5 separate regions of the Mus musculus genome follow, and regions 2, 3, 4 and 5 are each linked to region 1. A link is a loop called in an ENCODE intact Hi-C map of the cell type or tissue named here. Cell type or tissue: heart. All regions are shown on one strand. Region 1 holds the start of Mob4 (MOB family member 4, phocein). Region 2 overlaps Rftn2 (raftlin family member 2). Region 3 holds the start of Coq10b (coenzyme Q10B). Region 4 holds the start of Sf3b1 (splicing factor 3b, subunit 1). Region 5 holds the start of Satb2 (special AT-rich sequence binding protein 2).

Region 1 (5,000 bases):
GATCTACAGAGCAGTGAGCGAGTTTCCTGGAGAGGCCAGTGAGGGGACAGTCACTCTCCTGGTCACAAGAGAAAGGAGATACCTAGTCCCCGTTCTAATCGTCACCGCTCCTCCAGGTCTCCGTAATCTGGATTCCACTACACCTCATACTCTGGAGACATGAGTATTCCTCATTTTTCCCAGAAGAATCATGGAAGGAGTCTTTGTATGCCTTCCCTTGAATCTTGGCAGCATCTTGAGGGGAGAGCTTCCTCCCCCACCCACCCTTTTTTTGTTGTTGTTCCTGTGAAATGTTGATCTCTGTGAGTTTTTCCTGGTTCTTGTGTTTTGGGGGTTGGAGTGGGAGGGAGGGAGTTTAGGGAGGGAGGGGCACAGCTCAGGGCATCTAGGCCTCAGATTGTGATGATGCAGGGAGTTAGCTCCCTAAATTCTTGGGTGACTGATGGTTTGACTTGGTAAGTTGTGATCTTTCCTGAAAGAGGAAGGAGCTGAAGTTGGTTGGCCCTGCTGTACCCCCTGACAAGGTTGTGAGACCCTCTTCCCCCCCAACTTTGTTTAAGGCATTTTGGTTTTTTAAAATCTGTACAGTAAAAGCAACTTTTTCTGTAAAATAAAAATGAGAAATGCAAAAAAAAAAAAAAATTTCTTTCCAGGAAAAACTGATAATCTTTTTTTAAGTAAACTGATTGTTAGACAATGTACACAGATAATATAATGCATTTTAAATACTCTCTCACTATGTCAGGTGGTATCATATAAGGGCTTTTGAATATATTTCTTAATAATTCATTTTTTTGTATTTTATGCTCTTTTACTACGCTTAATTCCCAAAGAATATTTTGTATGTTTTGAAACAATTTAGTATTCAACATTAGACATAGGATCCTCAGTTATGGATAGTATTAAATATTCATTAATATTTTTAGGGTATGAAAGGATATGAATATAAAAGTTGAACAATTTTGTGTATTATTTGATTCTCAAAATACTTCATATTCTTAATATGTTTGATGCATAAAATGCATTTAAATAATAAAAAAATTAAGAAAAAAAAAAGAATTTGTGAATCCTGTCCTTCTAGAGGTTTGGTTCGAGCAACCAAATGAAGCAGCTCACAACTGCTTGTAACTCTAGCTCCAGGGGATCTTGACACTCTACACTGGCTTCCAAGGACAGCTGTATGCATACACATGTCATATGCATTCAGACACATTGCTCCTCTGTTGCTACGACAAAGCAATGACCAACACCAACTTAGGAGAGGAAAAGGTTTATTTCCTATTACACTTCTAGGTAACAATTCGTCACTGAGGAAGGGCTGGGCAGGAACTTAAGGTGGGAACCTGGAGGGAAGAACTGAAGCAGAGGCCATGAATGAACAGTGCTTACTGGCCACTGGTCTGTTTCCCAGGGTTTGTCAGTTTGCCCAGGGGTGGTATTACCCACAGTGGGCTGAGCCCCCCACATCAGTAATTAATAATGATAGGGCTCCCTAGGCATATCCATAGGCCAATCTGAATAAGGGAATTCCTCCGTTCATTCTTACTATTGTTGTTGTTTAAGGATAAGGTCTCACTACATACTCCTGGCTGGCCTTGAACTCTCTTTGTAGACCAGGCATACTCTGAACTCACAGAGATCAGCCTGTATCTGCCTCCTGAGTGCTGGGATTAAAGGCGCCACTCTGCCCCGCCGCAGCTCTTATGTTGGAACACTTGGTGTTCAGCTTGAGATTCGATTTGGAGGTTGTGTAATTCTAACCATGGCCCAGCTCTGAGAAGTGGCTCACTTTGGGCGGGTCTTGATGCAGATACCAGCTTCTGCCTCCAGCTTAAGACCTCTGTTTCTGAACCCCATGCTCTTGAAGTTATAAAGAGCACTTACCCAGTGTCCACAACTTCCTCACCAGGTGTCCCATGGTACTATAAACCAAAACAAACTTTTCTTGTTTGGAAAAAAAAAAGATTCTGGTAAAAATGCTGTGTTTTTTTTCTTATTTTGGGAAAGATTGAGAGAAGATTTAAGTCTTGCTCTGTAGCCCTGCCTGGCCTGGAACTCTCTATGTAGCCCATGCTGGCTTTGAATTCTAAACAATTCTTTTAACTGTTTTGCTTATTTACTTGCTTATTTATTTAATGTGTGTAAGCTTTTTACCTGCATGCGCCCAAGGGATTCAGAAAAAGGTGTGGGATCACCTGGGTTGGATTACACATGAACCCCTAAGCCTGGCCGGGCATGCCGTGTACTCCGTTGGTCCCAGCACTCAAAACAAATCTCTTAAATTCAAGGAACATCAGGGAGACGCTGTCTCCAAAAAAAGAAAACACAAAACCAAAACAACAACAAAAGAAAACACACAAAAAACATCACACTTAAAAACACGAGAAACTTGGAATTTTGTTAAGATACAGAATTCATAAAAGCCATCAAGGGCTATTCATTTCCTCCTGCTTCCGACTTGCAAAAATGTGAGTTTATTTTAACTCTAACACACAATAACAGATGTGCGCTTTCTATCTCATGATGGGCATTTTTTTTTTTAATTTAGCATTGAGTCTTTTATCTACGGAAACCAACTTGTCATTGAAAGAGTCCTTGGCTTTTCAGTAAGAGGACCCTAGAAGCAAGATTTATCAGTACCTCCTGTCTTCCCTTTAACCGACCCAGCCAATCTGATTCTAGATTGGGTTAATCCATGAAGATTCTATAAAAATTTACCAGATTATCTGGGGTGGAGAATTATGTTCTCATTTCGCTTTTCTGAGATGGTCACTATTGTGCAAACTGCCCTTCCAGTCTATAGACAGCTGAAGGACAAACACCCACAAGTGACGCAGGCTTGGGTCACCTGCACCACAGACCTTGGAAGCGGCTCTCTACCCCAGCTTCCGGTCGCATCTTCCTTTTCGGCCTCGGCGGAGCTCCGCCGGCTGTTCATTCTGTGCTCCTCCCTCCGCCGGAGCCGCGGGCTCGGCACTCTTCCCATGGTGCTCCGCGCGGGCGGCGGCTGTTCCGCAGGCTGCCGCCCCTCCCCGCCGCCGCAGCGCTGAGCCCCGCCGTGCCCCGCCCCCCGCGCAAGCTGCCGGCCCCCACATCCGGGTACCGACGCCAGCCGCCCAGACTCTGGCACTATGGTCATGGCGGAGGGGACGGCAGTGCTGAGGCGGAACAGGCCAGGCACCAAGGCGCAGGTATCGTCCCTACGGCTTTCCTGTCACAGAGTTGGCGGGGCCGAGCCGGGGCTCTCCTGCTGGCGGGACTCCGTCTAGGAGAGGCCAGGGCGAGCGGGTGGGGGCCGTGGCCGCGGTGGCTGGCCTGCGCTTCCGGAGCCGCGGCCCCGGAGGCAGCCGAGCCGGCGCCGGCCGCCCTGGAGGCCTGCTAGACGCAGGACCCCGCTGTGTTCGCCGAGGCCCGGGGCTGACGCTTGTCACCAGCGGCTGCTGCTGCGCTGCCTGCTGTGAGTGGCAGCTGACGGCGCCCGGGTGTGGGGTGGGCCAGCTGGGGACCAGGGGGCTGTCCCCGCGTCGGGACCGCCGGCGTCGAGGGCTGTAAACACTGCCCACCTCACCGGGAGCAAGCTTGGCCGGTGACGTACCTGCCGGTCGGCTCCATCCAGTTGGTCTAGCCGGATGCAGGTGGCACTAGTTTGCGTTATCCTCCTGTTGTTTGTCTTTGCCACCACTCCCTTCGGCTTCCCTGCAGCTGTTCTCTGGTCCAGCAAGTTTTCGGCACCAGGTTGTGACTTGTTACATGTCATTCCTTGCGTATATTCATGCTAATGCGCGTGGACAATAGTCGGAATGAACTGATTATATACATCAAAATAATAGTAGGGCACTATGGGGAGTAAATTGGTGCTTCTTAGGACTTGCAAACCAGGGATGCTTCACAGTAAAAAAGAACAGAAAAGAACGGAAAAGACCCCCCCCCCAAAAAAAAAAACCACCCACGTTGACATTCAAACTTGATAGGATTAATCAGCCTTTGGAAATGGGTTGAGTCGTTGAGTAGAAGTTCTAAAATCAAAAGAGATATGTTTAAAATGTAATTTTAGCAGGCTGTGTTCTTGTTGCTGCCCAGCCTGCTGCCTCTTACCGTGTACTGAGTAAACTTTTTCTGTTAAAATGTAATTTTTAGGGTCAAGTGGAAATCAAAATACTTAATGCTACTGAGTTTTAGAGAGTTACTGTTTTTCTTTTCTTTCTTTTGTCTTTCTTCTTTCTCTCTTCTCTCTCTTCTCTCTCTCTCTCTCTCTCTCTCTCTCAAGGGTTTCCCTGTGTAGCCTTGACTTTCCTGGAAGTAGCTCTGTAGACTAGGTTGGCCTCGAACTCCGAGATCCACCTGCCTCCCCCATACACACACATCCAATTTAGAGACTTGCTATTTATTATGGATTTTGAAGGTTCTCAAAGTCAGGCTACCCTCGAATTATACTATATAGTTGAAGGTGACCTTGGACTCTGTTTGCCGAAACTCTGGGGGCTAGACTTACAATACATACCACCATTCAGGGCTTATACAGTGTTGGGGAATGACACCTATCAATTGAGCTACATCTCTAGCCCTAGAGAATTGCTTTTGAGTCAAAAACCATTGAGTCATGAGCTGTCAGTTTGCCTTGATTGGGTTGGAAATTTGTATACTATGTATACTTTCTACTATTTAACAACTCTTCTTTCTAAGGGTTCTTGTTTTCAGATAACTATTATTGTGCATAGGCAACATTTTTTCTAATTTTTAAGTGATGGCTTCCTTTAAAAACAATTCTTGGGATTACATCCAGGACTTTTCCTGTGGTAAATTAAGAGTGCACAATTTATTTTAAGCATGTACTCATGGCTCAGCTATATCCTTAGATGAAAAATTTTTAACTTTGAAAAATTGTTCAGACTAAACACTGCAATATGTCCCTTTGCTGTGTTGTTATGAGTAAGTCATGTGCAGACTTTTTCATTTTCCCACTTTATGACAAGGTTAAATAAAATGTAATAGAAGAGAAT
Region 2 (5,000 bases), 63 kb after region 1:
GGGCTCCATGGAGCCCAGGCTGGTCTTGAACTCCCTATGTAGCTGGGGATGACTTTCACTTGAGATTACAGGCTCCTGGGAGTTCTCTGCCTGCACTTATGTGAATGTGCCGCGTGCACACCTGGTCCCAGTGCAGGTCAGAAAGGGCATCGGATCCCCTAGAGCTGGAGTTACAGTGGGTTCTTGGAACTGAACCCAGGGTCTCTCTAGGGGCATTAAGTGCTCGTAACCACTGAACTGTTTCTATAGGTCCCTCCCCACTTTAGGCTGTAATATTAGCTGTAAGCTCAGCGGATGTGGTCCTTAACTGTTTATTTTTTTTTGAAGAACTTCCTGGTAACTCTCACCTTGACTTCTCTAGTAGAAAAAGGATTGGGCTCCTGGTACGATAGTGTTATTCCAACAATAACAAAGGAATCTGCCTTGTTCCCAGGCTGGCTGCAACAACCTTGAAAGGGTATAGGCATGGCGTCTTACAGCCTCGTGCTGTACCATGTGCGTGATCTCATGATCTTTCTTGAGAGTTCTGTTATAAACCTTGGGGGTGTACCACTGCCTAGGAAACGGGACGTCAACCTAGAGAGCGCTGAGAGTGTGTGCATACGCTGTGGTGTCATGAGGGGACTATCCCCTGTGAGCCATTCAGGTACAGCTTAGACAACAGTTGGCAGAGACAGTTGAAATACTGTCTCCAAGGAGGGGACTGTTAACAGACTGTGGCTCTTAGTGATGGATTTTTCGGGCACAGGGCCTCCAAAGAAAGAGTGTGACACTTGTGTTTCTGGTTGTAAACATGCATCTTTATGATTCTACTTACTTCTGCTGCCCTATCGCTCAAGACCCTCAGTGCGGATCTTACACACAGGGCACTGTCTACCTTATCTCTTCTGGAACCTTTTGATTTGGAACAGGCCATCCTATCCTGATTGGACAACTGATTTCATCCTCTTAGGAATTTGGTTCTGCTAAAGGGTTAGATCCCCAGATAATAGTTCTTATTTATTATATAATTATAATTATATTATAACACATATATTAGTATATCAAAGAGTCCCCTCACTTATTAGCCAAATGTGTTCAGGTGAGGATTTTTCTCAAAAATCCTCCTGACCAGTGAACAGCATTACACTTCATCTTCGTTTTATATTTGTTGTGTCTTGGATATGAAGTCTCTCCCGAAAAGGCTCATATGTGACGCTTCTCCAGGTGGTGGTCCAGCAGAGACTGACTGGATCTTATGGGTTCTAACTCCCTCAACTTATAAGTTCATGGCTGAATGGGTTCTCAGGGAGGAGGGGCATAGCTGGAGGAAGGAGGGCGTGGCTTGCTGGTGAGCAGTGTTCTTTCTGCCTTCACACCAGAGCAGTGATGAGGAGTCAGAGCAAGTCTGTCCTTTAAGTCACCTTCCTGGGCGTCCTGTCACAGTGACAACTCAGAAGGACCCAAGGAACAAAATAAACAAGTTATCCAAAGCTCCCGGCATCTGAGAGGAGCTATTGTCTGCCTTCCCGCACAGGGCGGCTGCTGCTCGGGAACGTTTCCTACTCTCTTCTGCCCAGCAGCAGCCGCAGCAGCAGACTCCTGGGAAAGGATTTACTGAACAGTGAAGCTGCTCTTTGATCTCCTCAGGACTAGAGCATCAAGCTTAATTTTTATAGTCATAATATCTTTTTTCTTTAATACTTCCTTGGAACCTATGGACTAAAGTTCCTCGTTGCTTAATTACTGTATTAAATTACTGAATTCATGAGCTTGGCTGGCCCCAGCCAGAATGCAAGCTCCTGGCTATGTGTTTGCACCACATGAAATGTAAACACGACTCTCTCTCTTGTAAATGACTTCAGCATCAGACGCACGCCACAGATGTTTTTCACTGGTAGATAGACTTTTTCTTTGACACTCTGGAGAGTGTCAGTTTATTATAAAACATTAAATAATAAGAAACTGGATAGAAGCAAAGAAGCCCCCTCCCCCTTTCCCTAGCATATAGTCTCCAGAACTGAATATATTTTAGAACCACTGTGAAGCTGGTCCAAGGGTTGCTAGACACATTTGACACCTATACACTTGGGATACACACAGTATTATTCTCTAACACTGTCCTAAAACTTACCTTTAAAATCCCTTAGCAAGTTAAAGATTTAAAAATTATTTTTTGTGTACGGGTGTTTTGTCTGCAAGGTAAATATACTGCATGAATGCAGTACCTGGGGAGGCCAGAAGAGGGCGTCAGATCCTCTGAAACTGAGCCACCATATGGAAACTAGGATTCAAACCTGGGCCCTCTGGAAGAGTAGCAGGACTCATAACCACTGGGCCATCCCAATGCATATTTAGTGAGCCATGAGCCCCTTGCCATTCTGATAGCATATAAAGATAAGTCCTCTCAGACGGTAGGAGGAACACTTCCATGGTTCCATAGTGCCCATAGGATCTGGGTGCAGGAGAAATCTGTATGATGGTAAAGTTTTGGCACCGTTCTCCCTCTCTTTGTCTTAGAGCAACCTTATAGCTACTCCTCATACAGCGTTTGGAGGGAGTCTTCAGAGCACTGGTTGCAGGGTAGGATCTCATGCAGTTTGGGCACAAAATGCCAGAGTCTGGCTTCATGTTTCAGCCTACTCCCACTTCAAGGTATCCTTGGGATCACAATATATTTTAGTTCCAGCCTTAGGCTTAGTCCTGTCATTCCTAAACTGGTCCTGACCGGATACAGGAAATACCACTGGAGCTCAGCAGAAGTGGGCTGGCTGCCAGATGTCCTGCCCATTCATTCAGAGCACTGTGGGAAATACTTAGAAGTGAGCCCAGCTGGGATCCCCAAATGAATGGCAAGGAAGGAGTATACTTTTCCTCAGGGGAAGAGGAAGGAGAGACTCAGGGTTTCCACACTTCGGAAGGTCTGTGCCTAGCTGTATCAGGCCAAGTGCACCTAGGAGAACATCAAAGAGATGGAGAAAATGGACATGGGGGTGGCAGACACTTTTAATCCCAGCATTCAGGACACAGAGGCAGGTGGATAGCTGTGAGTTCAAGGCCAGCCTGCTCTACAAAGTAAGTTCCAGGATAGCCAGAGCTACAGAGAGAGAGAGAGAGAGAGAGAGAGAGAGAGAGAGAGAGAGAGAGACCTTGACTCAAACACAAGCAGAACAACCAGAAAGTGATTTGAAGGCACAGACACACAGGCTGTTGAGGAGGGGTGTGTCGACCGGTGTGTGTAGACCCAGGGCTCAGACAGAGAACTCTTGTTTTTCAGAAGCCCCTGCAGATTTCTCAAATGTCTGTGTATTTGAGGCCCTTGGGACAATACCAATGACAGGGACCCACCCTCTGGACCTGCTGACCTCCAAATCCCATGAAACCACACTAGAAGCATTTCTCGTAGGCTTAAGTCAGCATTGGTTAATTTACTCACAAATGAGCAGGTTGTAGAATGAGCTGTGCAGGTGGATGCACGGGCATTACCTGTCATGTCTCAATATCGGGGTAGGCAACACGCTTGTCAGAAGCCATCCAAACTCAGCCAGGGTGTGCAGCAGGGGGCCGTAATCTGTTTTAATTTCACAGCCCTGTGTGAATAAGCAAAAGAGCTTACAGTCTAATAGCAAAGACAGCTGGCCACACAGTAGCGAGGATGAGGGGCTGATGAGTGTTGTAGTGTGTGTGTGTGTGGGGGGGGGCCTGTGTCCAGTGGAACAGTGTCATGGAGCCCATGGGGCCCCCAAAATGTCACTTTCTGCAACTGTTGCCTTCTTAAAACCAAGTGAGTGGACAGTGGCCATTGGCCTTTCTTTGGTCCTGGGAAAGCCACGGTTCTCAGATTCTAAAGTGAGCGGAGCTGGGGATCTGCATTTTAAAAGCTCCCTAGGGCGTCCGATCCACGAGGCTTACTAAGTAGGTTCAGCAGTGGCCTTGGGCCTGGGATGGGAGGCTGGGGGTGGGAGGGAAGCTGCCAGGCTGGCCGAGTGGCCGCTCTTCTTGCTCCGCTGCGCTGGCGAAGGTTTTCTCTCGCAGCTTTACTCACCACCCACCTTCCCCAGCTCCCTCCGTGGGCTTTACAATTTCTCTGAAAATGACTTCTGTCCTTTATGGTCTTTGTAAGGCCAGAAAGTCAAAATGTTTCCTTGAAAGACGTTCTCTGTAAGGACCTTGTACATTCAACAGAGGTCCAAAGGGATCTGTCTACTTCAAGGGCAGTAGTTGATGACATCTGAATTTGTAAATGCGCAACCCCAGCCGCAGCAACACCTCTGACTATGACAGTGCTGTGTGTACACATCTGGCCTGGTATGTAAGAGAAAAACCTTTGGATGTTTTTACTCAAAACAAAACAAAACAAAACAAAACAATTCATAAGGTTAAAACCAAGCCTGCCATCCTGGTTGCTCAGCGGTGAAAGGCTGGATGAGTGGCTACACTACTCTTTCCAGTCAGTTGCCAAGGCATTTTCCAGTTGCCAAGGCATTTTGTAGTGAGGATTTCTGAGCCAGGGGATCTTGTCTAGGGCTAGACTCGCAGACTTGGGGAACCTACTTTTGTCTAGGTGCCGACAGTTACTTTTGCTATTTTGCTGAAATGTTTGAAAACATGGGTACAGCATATGGAGGAAGTCTGTCGGTTCTTTGTTGAGGGTTCTGTGAGAGTGGACCATCTGTGTCTGAGCATGCGCCTGGCCATGGGGGGCTTTCATCAACTCACACACAAAAGGAAAGCAGACTGTTGGAATCTGCAGCTCACCTCAATGACTGTCCACTGCTCCACCACAATGGCGTCGTTTCCTCTCCTGTTAGAACCTGGGACTCCAGATCCTTCTTCTTCGTAGATAAAAAAGCCTTCCAAAGATTTAGGTAACTGGTCCCCTGTGGGGAAAGGATACATTCAGAGGAGTCATATGTACATTACAGCTGCTTCCAAGGGTCGTGGTGGCAAGCTGGGAGAAAATCTTGTCGACTGGAAGCCATTCCTCATGTGTGTAGCCCCAGGTTACATGATGCATGTCC
Region 3 (5,000 bases), 78 kb before region 1:
TTTAATGTTTTTTTCTTCTCTTTCCTTCTTCTTACAGTGATTTTAAAATATTTACTTATTTATCTATTTAGTGTTTTTCCAGACAGGGTGTCTTGGTGTAGCCCTTGCTGTGTTGGAACTCATTCTTTAAACTGAGCTGGCCTCAAACTCACACAGATATGCCTGCCTCTGCCTCCTGAGTGCTGGGATTTAAGTAAAGATTAATTTTTATTTGTAAAGCTTTTAAGAATTTATAGCATGTGTTGTCAGGCTTAGCCAAAAGCACCTTTATCTTGAGAGACCTCCCTAGTCCTTACCCTTAGTGTGTGTGTGTGTGTGTGTGTGTGTGTGTGTCAGTGCCTGCAGAGAACAGGAGAGGTTAACAGATATCCTCGAACTGTTACTGATGTTGTGAGCTGCCTAACATCAATTCTGGCAATGGAACTGGTCTCCCCTGCAATAGCAGCTCTTAGTTGTTGAACTATCTCTCCAGCTACATCATCATTTCATTTTCAATGTTTTTAAGCATCTCCCTGTGCAGTTCAATCTAGCCTGGGTAGTTTTTCTTTCAGTATCTCTAGTGCCAGGATTACAGGCACAGCACACTGTGCTCTACTCTTTTTTTTTTTTTCTCCACATCTTAGGGTTTCTATTGGTATGAAGAGACACCATGACCAAAGCAACTTTTTATAAAGGACAACATTTAATTGAGGCTGATTTCAGAGGTTCTGTCCATTATCACGGCACGAAGCATGACAGTGTACAGTCAAACATGTCCTGGAGAAGCCAAGAGTTCTACATCTTGACTCAGAAGCAGGTGGGAAGAGATGCCCTTTTCCAGGCAGCCAGGAGGAGGGTCTCTTCTGCTCTGGCCAAAGCTTAAGCTTTGGACCTCAAAGCTCACTCCTACAGTGACTCACCTCCTCCAACAAGCCCAAACCTACTCCAACAATGCTACACTTCCTAATAGTACCACTTCCCATGGGCTAAGCATATTCAAACCACCACATACAAGTCACATAATTACCCGATAATGCAGTACACATTAGTTCTATCTTCCCTTTTGGAATATGAGCTATGTGAGGAGACAGACTCATTCACACCTCCAACATCTAGTAAGTCTTTCAAAATATATTATTGCCTATGTTTAACCAACAATCTCATTTATTCCTCAAGCTCTGCTAACCAAATGCAGCAGGCAGGATGGCCTACTGGGTAGAACTTGCTGTGCAAGTCTGATGACTCAAATTGAATCTCCAGGAACCCACATAAAGATGGAAGGTGAAGAGGTGACTTCACAAATGTGCCGTCTGACTTTCATAAGCCAAACACACATCACACACGTACATTCATATAGTAATAAAATATAATTCTATTTTTTAAAAAACTGTATTAGAGTCAGTGAGATGGCTAATCATTTAAAAAAAAACAATCGCTATGCAAGCCTGTTAAGTGAGTTCTTATTCCTTAGACCCACATGGGAAGACTCTGACCTTCACATATGCGTTTGTTACGTGTGCCCCTCCCTTATATGTAAGTCAGGACCTCATCCAATCCCTGAATGTGGCAAGCAAAATTGTTGCTTTGTATAGAATGAGAAAAACCTGGATCATAAAGGCAACACTACACCATATCTTGGCCACGTATGAAGAAGGCAGCTAGAACTGACAGGTCACTGGGCCTGTTCGGGGCGGTATGACCCGAAGTTGCTCTCTGAACAACACCTCAGGGTCAGCACAGCAGGTACCGTTTGAGATCGTCAATACACAGTAAAATCTGCCAGGCTCGGCAGCAGGAGCGAAAACACGCTGGGCCAGCGCTGGGTGGGGTGGGTGTGGGAGGCAGTTACATAATTAGCCAGCTCCTGGGCTTTCCTCCCCCGGCAGGGCGGCCCTCACGAGCCGAGCCTCGAGACTCGACCCCAAATAGCTCCAGGAAAAAACCCGGACCGTAGGTGAACCCAGGAGTTCGTCACGAAGATTACATAAGTGGCAGACTCCTGGCAGGAGCAGAGCGTGTCCCGGAGATCCGCGCCCCGATTGGCTGTCCCGAGGCGGCACTGGACACGTGCGTCAGCCTAGCGTCAGCGTGGCGTCATGGGGTTGGGAGGGACTTAGTGGGAAGAGGCGTGTCCAGCTGCTCAGAGGGCTCCCGGATTGGCTGAGAGGCGCAGGAGCCGTCCCTCCAGGCCGGCCTGAGGGCGGCGCCTCGTTCCGGGTGCCCGCGTTGGCTACCGGCTTCACAAAGATGATCATGGCAGCTCGGACCAGTCAGAGGGCCCTGGCGAGGGTGGCATCGGGGTGCCATCCGAAGTCGACCACCGTGACGGAAGCCCCGGCGCGGGGGTCTGCGCGCGACGTCAGGTAGCGAGCGGAGGTTTTCCGGGCGGCGGGTTCGGGACGGGCCTGTGGCCGGGGCGCTGACCCTAGTCGGCTCCGGAGACCCGGGGCGCGGCGCTCGGCCGGCTGGTCTGCGTGCACCTCATATTATCGGGGTGAGTCAGCGACGAGACGGCCGTGGGAGGACGGACAAGCAGCCGGGTCTCCGGCTCCCGCCCTTCCGGTCTCCAAGAGGTGGGCGGCGGCCGTCGGGAAAGTTTAACTGCGCCCGAGAGCGCCGGCTCCCGGGCCGTGGGAGTGCGTGTCCTGGCGGTGAACCGCTTGTCAGACGCTCTCTCACTTGCTGTGGAGTTCTTTGACCCCGGCCACTCAGCGCTTGCAAAATGAAACACAGCCAACAAAGAGGACCTGTTGTTTTTTTCACTACACTGTAACTTTGAGGTCCTGTAACCTTGAAGATGGCTCTGTCCTCGGTTTTCCTGCTTGGTCCTTTAGGTGGAGATGAACCTAGAGACCTGAAGGACACTATAAGTCTACAATGCAGTTTTCTATTACAAATAAGACTGTAATAAAGTATTCTCAAAAATTAAAATTAACTCAGAGTGGCGGCTCACACCTGTAATTTTAGCAATAAAGTCAAGTAAGTATCGCGGTGGGTTCAAGGCCAACCCGAACTACAAAGTGAGCCCCTGTCTCAGGACCAAAAGAAAAGAAAATTGGTATTTGAGATGAATCAATATGTATACATTACAGAGGAGAAAGTCCAACTCTTGCCTGGGTTTCAGAACATTTTGGTTGAATGAAGACTTTAAAATGTCAGCCAAGAGGCCAGGTCTGGTGCTTTGGAGGCCAGCCTGGTCTGTGTAGCTAGTTGCATATCAGCCAGAGCTACAAGGTAAGATTTGTCTCAAAAACAAACAGAAACTAGCAGCCATGCTTCATCTCCAAATCTTACACAAACATGTTGAAACTGTGAAATCGGGTAGTTTATCCTCAAAAGATAGCTTTTCAAGCAGGACATACTGCTTATATTACTGATTAAATGTTGCTTTGCTGCTTATGGTCCGAGGCTCATGCTCAGAAAGTCCATACCAGCCTCAGCCTGGGAAATACCAAGTGACTGGATCTAAAAAAAAAAAAGGCAACAAAAATGGTATATAAATGCATAAAAGTATTACATTATCTTGTGTTCTGGCCTTTAATGTAATATGTTATTTGAGAGAGTAGTTTTGGAATATTAGTGATTACAAAGTCTGTTTTCAATATGTTACAGTACTCACTTGTTAGCTTGACTGTGTATGTAGCTAGTTGTATGGGGCAGTTGAAGGGAGAGGTGCTGGATCTAACCCAGGGCCATGAACATGTCAACCAGCTCTATCATTGAGCTCTCAACCCCTAACGCTTAATAGTGTGTGAAATAGATGTATTGCCCAGAGCAGTATAACCAAATAGGCATACTGATCAGGAAACCTGTTAATTTGTTTTAAGCATATGTGGTTTTCTTAGGAGTATGATCAGGATTAGGTAAGGGTATCTTGTGGGGCTTAAGAAACCAATGTATGAATTTGTTACAAAACCTGGTATTGTATATAAATTTCCCACTCAACTTGACTCTAAGTTCTTCTCTTTAGGAACAGGCATCTTAGTAATTTTTGTGTGTCTTTCTTCTGGCAGGAATTCAGGGCCTTATGCATGGTAGGCAAATGTTCTGCCTGTGAGCAACATTTTTTTTTTTTTTTTAAGAGACAAGAGTCCCATGGTGTAGCCCTGACTGGCCTGGAACAGGCAGAGATCCACCTGCCTCTTGAGTATTGGGATTGAAGACAAGTATGCCATCATACCTGGACCCTCTATTATCTAAGAACAAGTCTCATATATACCTTCAACTCCAGCTCCAGGAGAGCCAAGGCCTCTGGCCTTCTCAGTCGCCATTACTCACAAGCACATACCCATACACAGACACATGCTCATAATTACAAATAACATTTTAAAAAGGCTTATTATCTAGGTTGGTTATGCATGCCTGTAATCCTAGCACTGGAGGAGACTGACACACAGGATTTCAAGGTCAAGCCTTTCCAGGTCTACACAGAATGAGATTCTGTCTCAAAAACAGAAGCAAAAGAGAAAGGAGGTAGAGGCAGGTGGAGTTTTGCTAGTTCAAGGCCAGCCTAGTCTACCTAGCAAGTTTCAGGCTAGCTAGGACTGAACCTAGAAAATGAACAGCTAGGCATTTTGCATACTAGGTTTTCATTTTGTGTGTGTGTGTTTGCTGTAAATTAATTTGGTACAGATTTTATGTTATTTTCATAAATGCTCATTGTCATCATATTTATGTTTGTTTGTTTTTCCCCCTTGGAAACAGGATCTCACTATATATCTCTGGCTGTCCTGGAATTCTCTCTGTAGAATAGGCTGGTCTTGAACTCACAAAGATCAACCTACCTCTGCCTCCAGTCTTTCAGTAGAACACAGAGCTTACTCATAGGTCTAGTGTGGAAGCCCAACTTCTCCTTCTGAGCATTAGGTGGGCCCTAGTCTTAGGGGATCTGAACTATTAAGTTCTTTAACTGAGCCATCTCCTCCCTACCCACTTCCTTTTTCTGCTTGAGCTTGGGTGGGAAGCTGTTTGTAGCGAGCATAGGCAACTTACCAGGGGTTATACCACCCCAGCAAACAACT
Region 4 (5,000 bases), 100 kb before region 1:
TCTTTTCCTCTCAATTCAGAAGATTCTCAGAACAATAATAGGCTATTTCCTACCTGTCTGACCAAACTGATGTACCAAAACTGGGTTTTAAATACCCCTTTTCAGAGTGGGAGGGTAGTTCAATGCCAAATGCTCTGTAGTATAAATACAAAATCCTGGGGATTGATCCCAAACTTTGAGATCTAGAAGGCATAGTGGTGGTACATGCCAAAAATCCCAGTGTTCAGGAGGCAAAGGGTTCCTCCAAGTATGAGACCAACTTAAGTAAGATACAAAATGAGGATGTAGTGGTGCATGCCTTTAATCCCAGCACTTGGGAAGCAAAGGCAGATGGATCTCGCTGTGAGTCTGAGGCCAGCCTGGTCTACAAAGCAAGTTCCAAGACAGTCAGGGATACATGGAGAAATCTGGTCTGGGTCTCAAAAAAAAAAAAGAAAAAAGAAAAAAAGAAAAAAAAAGGAAGGAAGCAAGCAAACAAGGAAGGAAGGAAGCACCGAAAGCAACCAGCCAACCAGGCCCACACGATAATTCCATTTCCAAGAGAAAACAAAAGTGAAGTCTACCAAGATGGCTCAGCAGCTAAAGGCACTTGCAGCAAGCCTGAAAACCTGAATCCAACTCCAGAAAGTTGTCCTGACTTCCACATGGACATAGAAGCAAAAATACATAGATAAACACAATAGATAAATATAAGGGAAAAAATACAAATAAATGATCCCATTTCTGTGAAACTTTTCCCATAAAAACCACAGGGTTTGTGAATTCACGGGCCAATCTATAAATCTAGCACTTAAGAGGTAGAAAATCAGAAGTCAAGGCCAGCCTGGTTGACAAGAAAATCTTTCTCCAAAAGTAGTAAAGTAAATCTAAAACATGCTAATCTAGCAAGTAAATGTTGATTTAACATTTAAATACCCATTACTGACCAGACACTGGAGCTATTAAGGTATATAAAATTCCTGTTTACACCAACAGTAGAGAAAGCTTTAATGAGATTACTCTGATTAAGGGTGTAAACTCACTTCCTGCCAAACCTGACAACCTAAATTGGAATCCCAGAACCTACATCACCCAAAGTGGGAACAGACTCTTCCAAGTTGTCCTCTCATTTTTGCACAAAGCAAATATAAATATAAAAATTTTTCAAAAACTCTACTTTAGACAGGCATGGTGGTGCACAACTCTGATCCCAGCTCTTGGGAGGCCAATCTGAGGCCAGCATAGTCTACCAAGAGTGTTTCAGAACAGCTGAAACTACATGAAGAGATTGTCTAAAAAAAAAAAAAAAAGTTCTAGGCCAGACTGATAAACAGAGCAAATTCCAGGACAGAGCTACAGAGAGAAACTCTGTCTCAAAACAAACAAACGTAGCAACAACACAACAACAAAAAAAGACTAAGACAATAAAGATTTATACTGAGGGACCTTATACCAAATTGTGACATACTTCTATAATATTTTTTATTAATTCAATAATAAAATAATCCTAAATAAAATAGCAATTTTTACAAAAAAAAAATCGAAACTCAGCACTCGGAAGGCAGAGGCAGGCGGATTTTCTGAGCTCGAGGCCAGCCTGGTCTACAAAGTGAGTTCCAGGACAGCCAGGGCTACACAGAGAAACCCTGTCTCGAAAACCAAAAAAAAAAAAAAAAAAAAAGCAATTGCAATTTTTGAAAACAAGTTTAGCTGGGCTTCTACAATGAAAAAGGAAAGGAAAGGAGGAGGGAGGGGGAAGGGAAGGGAAGGGAAGGGGAAAGGAAAGAGGAAAGGACCCTAAACTTTACATTTACCAGGGCCAGAAAGATGGCTCTGCAGCTGAGAGCAGTGGCTGCTCTTCCAGAAGACCTAGGTTCAGTTCCCAGCACCCATGTGGCATCTTACAACTGTCCTTTAATCCAATTCCAGGGAATCTGACACCTTCAGACAGACGTTACATGCAGGCAAAAATATTAATGCACATAAAATAAACTTTGCATTTATCCAACTGGGAGTATGCTACATTGAAGATATCAATAAGCCAACAATCAAAGCTACAAAATATCCATAAATCTCCATAAATCAATAACCTATTAGGGTATGGGACTCTACCTATGCAGCTATAAGGAAGCCAGTAAGGAGTAAACCATGCTTTCCTTCAGTAAGCACTTCCCCTCCCCCATGCTCTGGAAGTCCAATAATTTCACTGGTTCCCCACAATGGAAAACAATTAAAATAAATAACCTACCACTGACTGAACAAAACAGCGACACGATTCAATTTCCTAATTATTTTACAAACAATATCTGAAGTAGTCTAAAGATAAATAATGAGGCCAAAAACATTTCTGGCTTTAAAAAGTGTTGGGCTAGGGGCTGGACTGCTCTTCCAGAGGTCCTCAGTTCAATTCAATTACAGATGGCTCACAACCATCTGTAATAGGATCTGACGCCCTCTTCTGGTGTGTCTGAAGACAGTGACAGAGTGTATTCACATAAATCTTTTTTTTTAAAAAAAGTGTTGGGCTAACCAGGCACAGGCCTTTTACCCAGCACTTGGGAAGCAGAGGCAGGAGGATGAGTTTCTTTGAAGTGGGACCCAGTCTCCTCTATTCAGGAAGTTTCAGGGCAACCGGAATTACATAGTAAGACTATCTCAAAAAAGAAAACAAAAACATGTGTTGTACTTTCATGTTTAAAGACAAAAGACTAGTTAATGCAGGGACATTTCTGGCTTTCAAAAGTGTTAGTATTTTCAGTTCCTCAAATGTCCCAGCTATTGGTCCTAAACCATCTCTTTAGATTCGCATCGGAATTCCCTCCTTACACCCTCCTCTATCCTACCACAGCGACACTCACTGCATGGTACAAGATGTTCCCTCCGGCTCAGACATCCTCCCCTAATTTAAAACTGATTGATCCTTTTTTATCAGCGCCGCGTCACCACCTCCCAAAAATAACTAAGCATAAATTAATGGCTCCGTTACCCAGCTTCTCAGAAAGTACTGGCTTTACTTCTCTGTACACATTCCTTTGATTTTCTAAGAGAATATTCACACATCTGCTTCCACATCAAACTGTCAAATTTCTGACATCCTTAGCTTGTTACCTCTCTCTAACACCGAGACACACACTTAGAAAGGACGGGTTTAGTGACTTAGTGTCAGCGTAAATTTTGGCTTCTTAACCGGGAGCCAAGAAACAGGGATTCTGTCTCTCAGACTCAAATTCCTTCCCGTCTTCTCTGGTTACTTTCCTTATGGAATCTGGTTGCTTCTCAACATGTTTCTAGCTCTGTTTACTCTTGTGCAGCATAAAATAAGCGACTACCCAGAAAACTTTGGCAACTGGTCAAATCTGCCTTTCCTTCTCTCTTCCTCCTGATTCTCCAACACCTAGCTCTCAAAGGGAAAAAGATAGAACACCAGGACACAAGTGATTAAAGGAGTAAACTACCAGATTTTCTGCCGGAATCATTTAGTGCAAGCACCACAACACGATCCAGCCGCCTTGGAGATGCCTGTATCGCGAAGGCTGGGATTGGCAGGCCTGCGCTGAAGCGGCCTCCGTTAGGAGCGGCCCGAAAGCGGCTGCCGTCATTCAGGGCTTTCCAGGTACGAACTGCCGACGATAGCGCCCGGGGGGCGAGAAAGTCGGCCTCCCACGTCCGCCTCCCCGCTCCCTCCCCGGGAGTCCCCCGGGGCAAGCCGCTCGAGCGAGGCTCTCCGGTCAGAACAAGAGAACTCGGAAGCACCAACAGCCAGCGCGGAACAAAGCGCCGGTCCCGGAGTGCGAGAGGACGCCATTACGCGGGCAGCGGCCTGCGCCGACGAGCCGAGCAGGCCTCGCCGCGCGGCCTCGGTCGAGACCAGAGATGCCACGCGAAGACGCAGAAAGCCAGGAGAGAGGGCCGCGGCTGGCTGGCTGCCGAGGTCGCGCGTGGGAAGGGAAAGGCCGCTTACCTTCGTGAGTCTTGGCGATCTTCGCCATTTTGTCCACTCGAACACACAGACGGAACTGGCGCTCCCAAGGACTTCCGCTCGCCGCCGCCAGAAACAGAGGCCGCTCTCTGAGCGTGCGCACCCGGGAGCGCGCGCCGCACTGTAGCACGTACTTCAACTGCCACCTATATGAGACTGCGAGGGGCATTATGGGAGTGGGCGGGGCCAGGGCGGGCTCCCGGCGGCTTCCTTAAAAAGCCAGCGAAACCGCGGGGAAGACTAAACGCGGAAGAGGATGGCTACTTCCCAAGAGGGCTGTAGCCTGTCCGGCCAGTGGTGGGTAACGTGCCGTTAATTCAAGCACTCGGAAGAGAAGAGGCAGTTCGAGGCCAGCCTGGTCTACAAAGAGAGTTCCCGAAGCCAGGGCTGTACAGACAAAGCCTGTCTTTAATAAAACCAAAGGAGCCTGGCAGTGGTGGCGCACCCCTTTAATCCCAGCACTTGGGAGGCAGCGGCAGGCAGATTCTGAGTTCGAGGCCAGCCTGGTCTACAGAGTGAGTTCCAGAACAGCCAAGGCTACACAGAGAAACCCTGTCTCGAAAAAAACAAAAATAAAAAGTAGAGAGAGAGAGAGATTAAATTACACAAAATAGAATTTAGCCAAAGGAACACTGCCTCCAAGACACCCAAAAAATAAACAGTATGCTAGCCAGGCCTGTTAGAAATAAAGTTTATGATGCCTAAGATGTTAATGTTGGTTCACCAGTATTGACCAGCCATTAGATACGGTAGAATACTTCTCTTAACAGGCAGCTCAAGGGAATAGTATAGGGTCACAAGCAATGTTAAGTCCTGATCTACAATAAAGCCCAGTTCTTTTCTTGAGAGAAACATAATTCTGCCAAATGGGTAAGATGACCCCAGGTAACAACTATTTGAAAAAGTACAACACTGGTGCACTTAAAATAATTCTGGCAATAACTGATGCCTAAATGACCAGGCAAATAGGAGTGACCTATTGACCAGATTTTCAGCCTTCTGTCTCTGTTTAAGTTGTACTAAATGTAACCCAGGGTTGGGA
Region 5 (5,000 bases), 1.8 Mb after region 1:
TCGCCACGAGTCCAGACGAGGTGGTGGTGGGGGACAGAGAGGAGTTAAGAAGAATGCGAAAGATGTAGGGAGTGCTCGGAGGGGTTGCCAGTGAAGGCTCCACCGCACTTCCCGGCTTCGCCTAAGCGCGCGTGAGAGCCAGAGCCCCAGAACAGCCGGGGAACTTAGCGCGCCCAGGGCTTCCCGAACTACAGGCGCCGCGTGGGAGCCCTCGCCCAGCGTACTTACTGCTCACGGTCTGTCTGAAACTTGGCTGGCTGGGGCTCTGTCCATGGAGCAAAAGTAGAGAATCCAGGGTGGAAAGTTTTTGGTGAATTGTAGTGTTGTCCTAGTCTTCCTTTCTCTTTCCTCCTTCCCCTTTCCTTTTCCTCTTCCCCGGTCCTAGCGTTTAAGGTCCTGGGTCAGGGTGTCTTCTTCTGGTTCGGAGATGGTTGTTATGATGATGGGGGCGGGGGGCAGTGAGGGAGGAGGAGGAGAGGGAAAGGAGGACTCCTCCAAAGGGGCACCAGAGCGAGCGGGGGAGGGGACGGCGGAGGAGGGGGGGGGGAGAGGGGGCTGAAAGAGCCTTTCACACCTTCGGGTAGAAGACCGGTTCTGGAGAGAAAGGGCTGAGGACTGGGAGGCTGCGGCGGCTGCTGGCTCCTACAGCCGCTAGCTCCAGAGGAGGCGCGGCCAGAGTCGCGGGGACGTTGCCACCAAGAGCGGGGAAGGTGCGGAGACCCCGGACCGCGCGCAAGAGAAAACGCGGCGGCCGCACAAGCTGTCACCTCCAACCTCTCCCCTCGCGGCTGCCTCTGCCAGAAGCCAGAGCCGGACTCACTGACAAGCCGCAGAGAGAAAGACACTGAGAGGGAGATGATTATTAGTTGCGTTGAGTCATCAGGCAAAGTGAGTCCTTTTGGGTTGTCCTCGGTTTCCGATTTCTCCCCCTCCCCCTTTCGGTCCCCAGATCTAGCGCCTTCAAAATAATAATTTGGGGTGGGGGTAGGGGATGTCTCTGGGTTATTTCGGGATGGGAATGGGGGGGACGGATCTAAACCCAAGCCAGACTGGTCCACCGCAATGAAGGAGGGGAGTGGGGGGCGGGGAGGAGGGCTGGGGAGGTTGCGGGGGGAGGGGGGCCCCGCCTGGCAGGAAATTAAACATCAATCAATCAATCGCTGTGAGCACGGCGACCCAAGGAGCCGGGCTGCGGAGGAGGCACAGGGATAGGCGAGGGGGTGGGAGTCAGGGAAAAAGGAGGAAGGGGGGAGTCGGAGGTGGGAGCGGGGTGGCAAGGACCTCATGCACCGGGCGACGAAGGACGGATGGCTGAGGACTGAGTGTGGCGCGAGGCGGTGGCCACGGCCGACGAATGGGTGCGTCTAAGCGCTGACGAACGCCAGGGCCCAGGGTCTGGTCCTCCTCCTTGTAGCAAGTCCAGGGCGCAGCCGCCTCGCCCAGCCCCTAGGCGCACTCGTCCCGGCGCGCAGGCTGCGGCGACTAGGCGGGCGCTCCGTGTCGCGGCTCGCCGCAGAGGCGCAGGCTGGCGCTCGGGAGGCGGCAGAGGCTGCCTCGTCTCCGGGCTCTGTTAATTGCGCCGCCGAGTACTTTCGACTTTGGAGATAGGAGGGCGATCGCCTCCCCCACCCACCGCCTCCGCCCACCACCCACCGCCTCCGCCCCTCGGAGCAACTTTTCTCGGTGCGAGCGAGCTCCCCATCTGCTCGGAGCCGACCGGCCCGGCCCGAAGCGCTCCCGGCCGCGTTTGGGGAAGGCCACTTCTCCCTCAAATCCCGTGCGGCCGCGGGTCCGGAACAATAGCCCGGGTGTCCCGAACGCCTGGAGCGAGACTCCGCCCGTCCGGCTGGCTGTGGGTCCGGCACTGGAGAAAGGGTTGCTCCGTGGGCACAAGGCAGGCTGCATCCCTGCCACTCTCGCCACGCGGGCTACGTTGCGAGCGGCGCAGCCCGAGCTGCCCGGAGGCCAGAACACTGTGCCGGCCGGGGCGCTGAAGCTGCGCGCCCCTCGGGTTGCAGCACTGGGGCTCCCGAAGACCCTCAGCGGCTGAGGACCGAGTTCGGCGCGAGCAGAGCTGAGCCGTGGGGACCTAGCCTCTCCGCCCCGAGCGAGGCCGCGCCGATGAGTCCCTAGCTGGTCCTTCTAAGGCTTAGGAGCCACAAACTTTTGCGGACTCCCGCGGCCCTAGCCTTTCGGCTCGCGCAGCTTTACTTGTTTAAGGTGGCGCGGTGACTGCCCGCCAAAACCCCGCTGCCGGCCGCGCTTTTGTCTTGGCCATTCGGCATGGGCGCGGACCTCCTTAAAAAAAAAAAAAAAATAGCACGTGGGCAGGGGCCGCGGCCCCGGCGAGGTGCCTGCCGCGTCCGGCTTCTGTCAGCCCCTGGAACCTCAAAGGAGAAAATATGAACCAGTCCTCTCCGGCCTTCCGGCCAGAGATGCCCCTTGAGCCGGCGGCATCTCTTGTCCCTTCTGTGCACCGGGGCTTTCCCTCCAGTTCCCCAGGACCCCAAGGACTCGGCTTCCACCGGTTGCCTGAGCCACTAGTCCCCCTTAAGAAGTATTGACTGTACGGCGGCGCCAGAGGGCCAAACTAAATTCGGTTTCGGGAAACGCGCTCGAGGCAATTCTCTAAATCCTGGCCTTGAGCTGGGCCAGTGGAGATTGAATCTGAGAGTAGCGCTGGAGACTGGGCTGCTGTCCACTTGCTTGGTAGCCTACCCCCTTGACCCCACAACGCCCCAAGAGTCGCAAACCCACGGCCAGGGAAGCCTAAGGGCTTCTAAAAGAAAGAGGGTCCCCGAAACGAAACCTGTCCCTGGCCTAAATCTCGGTGCCCAGACCTCGGTGAGTCCCACTCAAAGGAGCCGCCCACCAACTTCACCAGAAGCCCCAGGCGGCAAGGGGAGCCCTGCCGAGCCGAGTCGAGCCTGGCAGGGTAGTAATCCTCCAGAGAGCCACCGCAGTTTTAGGAAGCCTTTTTCTTTTCCCTGTTTTTTTCTTCCCCCAAATTCCGTGCTCCCACGAACATGCCCAGCCAAAGGGGCTAAAGAAAATTCCAAGCCCGTGAAAGCAAAGTGGCTCAAGTAAAATCAGCCCTTGAAGGTAGCTGAAAGGTTGTTTTTTGGTTTTTGGTTTTTTTTTTTTTTTTTTAAAGCAATGAAAGAAAGAAACTGTAAGTTTGATTTACAAACTTTAAAAAAGAACAATGTTATAGCATATCGAAATGAAAAGGGGTGTTTCAAAAACTTAGCTATCGCTGTCAAACTAAGCCTGCTTTTTAAATTGGAAATGCATATATTTTATTTATATACTAACTGTATTAAACCCCCCCCTCCCACCCCGTTTTCTTTCTTACCTTGGTGTTGGAACTACAGAATCCACCTCCGGCCCAATGTCCACGAACTAAGAAGAATTGATGATATTAGGACTTGAGGACTTCTGGAAAAAAATGCAAATCGTTTAGTGGGGATCTTTTTTGTCTGATTCGTCACTATTATTATATCTGATGATGCGATGGTTGGAACGATTCTATCCTGTCATTAATTAGCTATTTTATAAAAATCACTGTCGGAAAATCGTCATTTGCGTTTTGCTAAGGATCTCTTCGCTAACCTCACTGGCGTGTGTCAACAGTATAATTATGAACTTCAGCTACAACTCTTATAAACAACACGGCAGTATTGTTTAATCGGTTAATATTTTATAAAGTGTACATATTTTATTATGCTTTGAGGGGAACTATTGATACTAAGTTATTTTTAAAAAGAGAAAGTCTATTTAAATAAAGCATACAATTAAGTTCAATTAAATGTGCACTGTGGCTAGATTCTACACCCTTTCAAATTCATTATTTCTTTTGTCTATTTTTGATAATGTAAAGAAAATCTACCATTTGGAACAAGTAATTCTAAATTATTTAAAATTACATTTTAAAAATTAAACAAATTACATTTAATATACATGACAATGTGTAATTTGATGTCATTACCAAAAGTGTACTTTGAATGTTGGCAGATTTATTTTTAGTAGAGCATTTTCAAATTTCTCTCGTTTCATAAAAGGAGAATTCTAGAAAGTTTTGCCATGCATACCCAGTGTGAATTTTTCCCTGTAGTTTTGACCCGGATAAAGGCCTTTTCTGTTTCAAGTGACATGTTTTTCCCAATCCAGTTTTGTTAACTTCATTTCAGCTAAAGCAAATATTTTCAAACACTTCTAATTGCTACAGTAATTTATATTTGAAATAACACTTTTAAAACATTTGTCATTTTCATTTTTAAAAACAGTGAATAAATATATTTGATGATGATTCAAAAAACTGTTTGGTTTCATTTTTGTATTTCCCACGACGGTTTATTTCCAAACAATTTTTGAAACAATCATACTTTTTTAAATGGTATAAGTACATTTGCCTTTTAAAATACTTTGATTCAAAACTCCTCCTCACCCCACACACACACCAGATTGAGAATGAGCTACCTCTGTGCTCAGAAAATAAAGTTGTGTGTATGTGCGTGTGGTGGTGGGGGGGGGGGGTTGTAGGTTGTTTCAGACCTCCGTTTTTTGAGGGAGATCTACTCAAACTTTTCTCGGATTCTCCTAGCCCTAAAATTCCCACCTTACCTTAGGTAGTCAAAGGCCGCCTGTCTTTCACAATCACACTGTTATTATTATTTTTAAGCAACAACAACAAAACACTGGGACTTTGCAGGCTGGGGTTAAGTGCCACAGTTTCCCTCGCTTGCTAGACTGCTTTTCTTTCTACCCAGGCCTTTGTCCTCTTAAGGCCTGTTTTGCACTTTTAATGACAATGGTGTTTGATTTCTCCTGTTGCCTCTGCGGTTTTGGCTGTGCGGGTCCTCTGCCCAAGTCGGCTTAGGTTGTGTGCTAGCCTTAGACCACCTAGGCCCGCCAGCCCTGGTAGGACGCCGCTTTGCGTCTTTTCGGCCACGATCTCTGAAGGCCCAGCATTTACCCCCAGCCTCTCTGGCTCTCAGAGG

The links. A loop is a pair of places that touch in the nucleus more often than their neighbours do. Peaks named below come from ENCODE experiments on the same cell type or tissue, not always from the same donor. Only the 100,000 strongest peaks of a DNase experiment are listed, where the experiment ranks them.
Region 2: it touches region 1 in a loop (2.0-fold over the local background); 2 of 42 quality-filtered maps call a loop at or near these places.
Region 3: a loop joins it to region 1, with 3 times the contacts of the local background. A loop is called at or near these places in 5 of 42 quality-filtered maps.
Region 4: it touches region 1 in a loop (6-fold over the local background); 7 of 42 quality-filtered maps call a loop at or near these places.
Region 5: it touches region 1 in a loop (9-fold over the local background); 2 of 42 quality-filtered maps call a loop at or near these places.

Annotation. Positions count from the first base shown.
Region 1 is chr1:55,128,169-55,133,168 of GRCm38, forward strand. Mob4 (MOB family member 4, phocein) reads left to right here and starts at 3,077. Exons shown (of 8, transcript NM_025283.3): 1 at 3,077-3,191. The coding sequence starts at 3,132. It also overlaps the pseudogene Gm16581. In heart, no CTCF peak of the experiment used is centred here; a DNase peak (open chromatin) is centred at 3,043; H3K4me3 peaks cover 2,561 bases; H3K27ac peaks cover 2,344 bases.
Region 2 is chr1:55,190,779-55,195,778 of GRCm38, forward strand. It overlaps Rftn2 (raftlin family member 2), which reads right to left. Exons shown (of 9, transcript NM_028713.1): 6 at 4,738-4,859; 7 at 3,466-3,569. Among named protein-coding and RNA genes, the nearest start is that of Gm51743, 8.7 kb to the right of the region's middle. In heart, a CTCF peak has its summit at 2,218 (motif pointing right); a DNase peak (open chromatin) is centred at 2,753; H3K4me3 peaks cover 478 bases; H3K27ac peaks cover 2,349 bases.
Region 3 is chr1:55,050,649-55,055,648 of GRCm38, forward strand. It overlaps Coq10b (coenzyme Q10B), which reads left to right and starts at 2,122. Exons shown (of 5, transcript NM_001039710.1): 1 at 2,122-2,342. The coding sequence starts at 2,227. In heart, CTCF peaks have their summits at 1,896 and 2,645; a DNase peak (open chromatin) is centred at 2,123; H3K4me3 peaks cover 2,083 bases; H3K27ac peaks cover 1,648 bases.
Region 4 is chr1:55,023,399-55,028,398 of GRCm38, forward strand. Sf3b1 (splicing factor 3b, subunit 1) reads right to left here and starts at 4,080. Exons shown (of 25, transcript NM_031179.2): 1 at 3,941-4,080. The coding sequence starts at 3,968. In heart, CTCF peaks have their summits at 2,453 (motif pointing left) and 4,052; a DNase peak (open chromatin) is centred at 4,143; H3K4me3 peaks cover 2,917 bases; H3K27ac peaks cover 2,284 bases.
Region 5 is chr1:56,970,884-56,975,883 of GRCm38, forward strand. It overlaps Satb2 (special AT-rich sequence binding protein 2), which reads right to left and starts at 451. Exons shown (of 11, transcript NM_139146.2): 1 at 229-451. It overlaps 9130024F11Rik (RIKEN cDNA 9130024F11 gene), which reads left to right and starts at 586. Exons shown (of 2, transcript NR_024326.1): 1 at 586-888; 2 at 3,375-4,313. In heart, no CTCF peak of the experiment used is centred here; DNase peaks (open chromatin) are centred at 208, 1,348, 1,728 and 2,578; H3K4me3 peaks cover 3,465 bases; H3K27ac peaks cover 2,296 bases; H3K27me3 peaks cover 1,598 bases.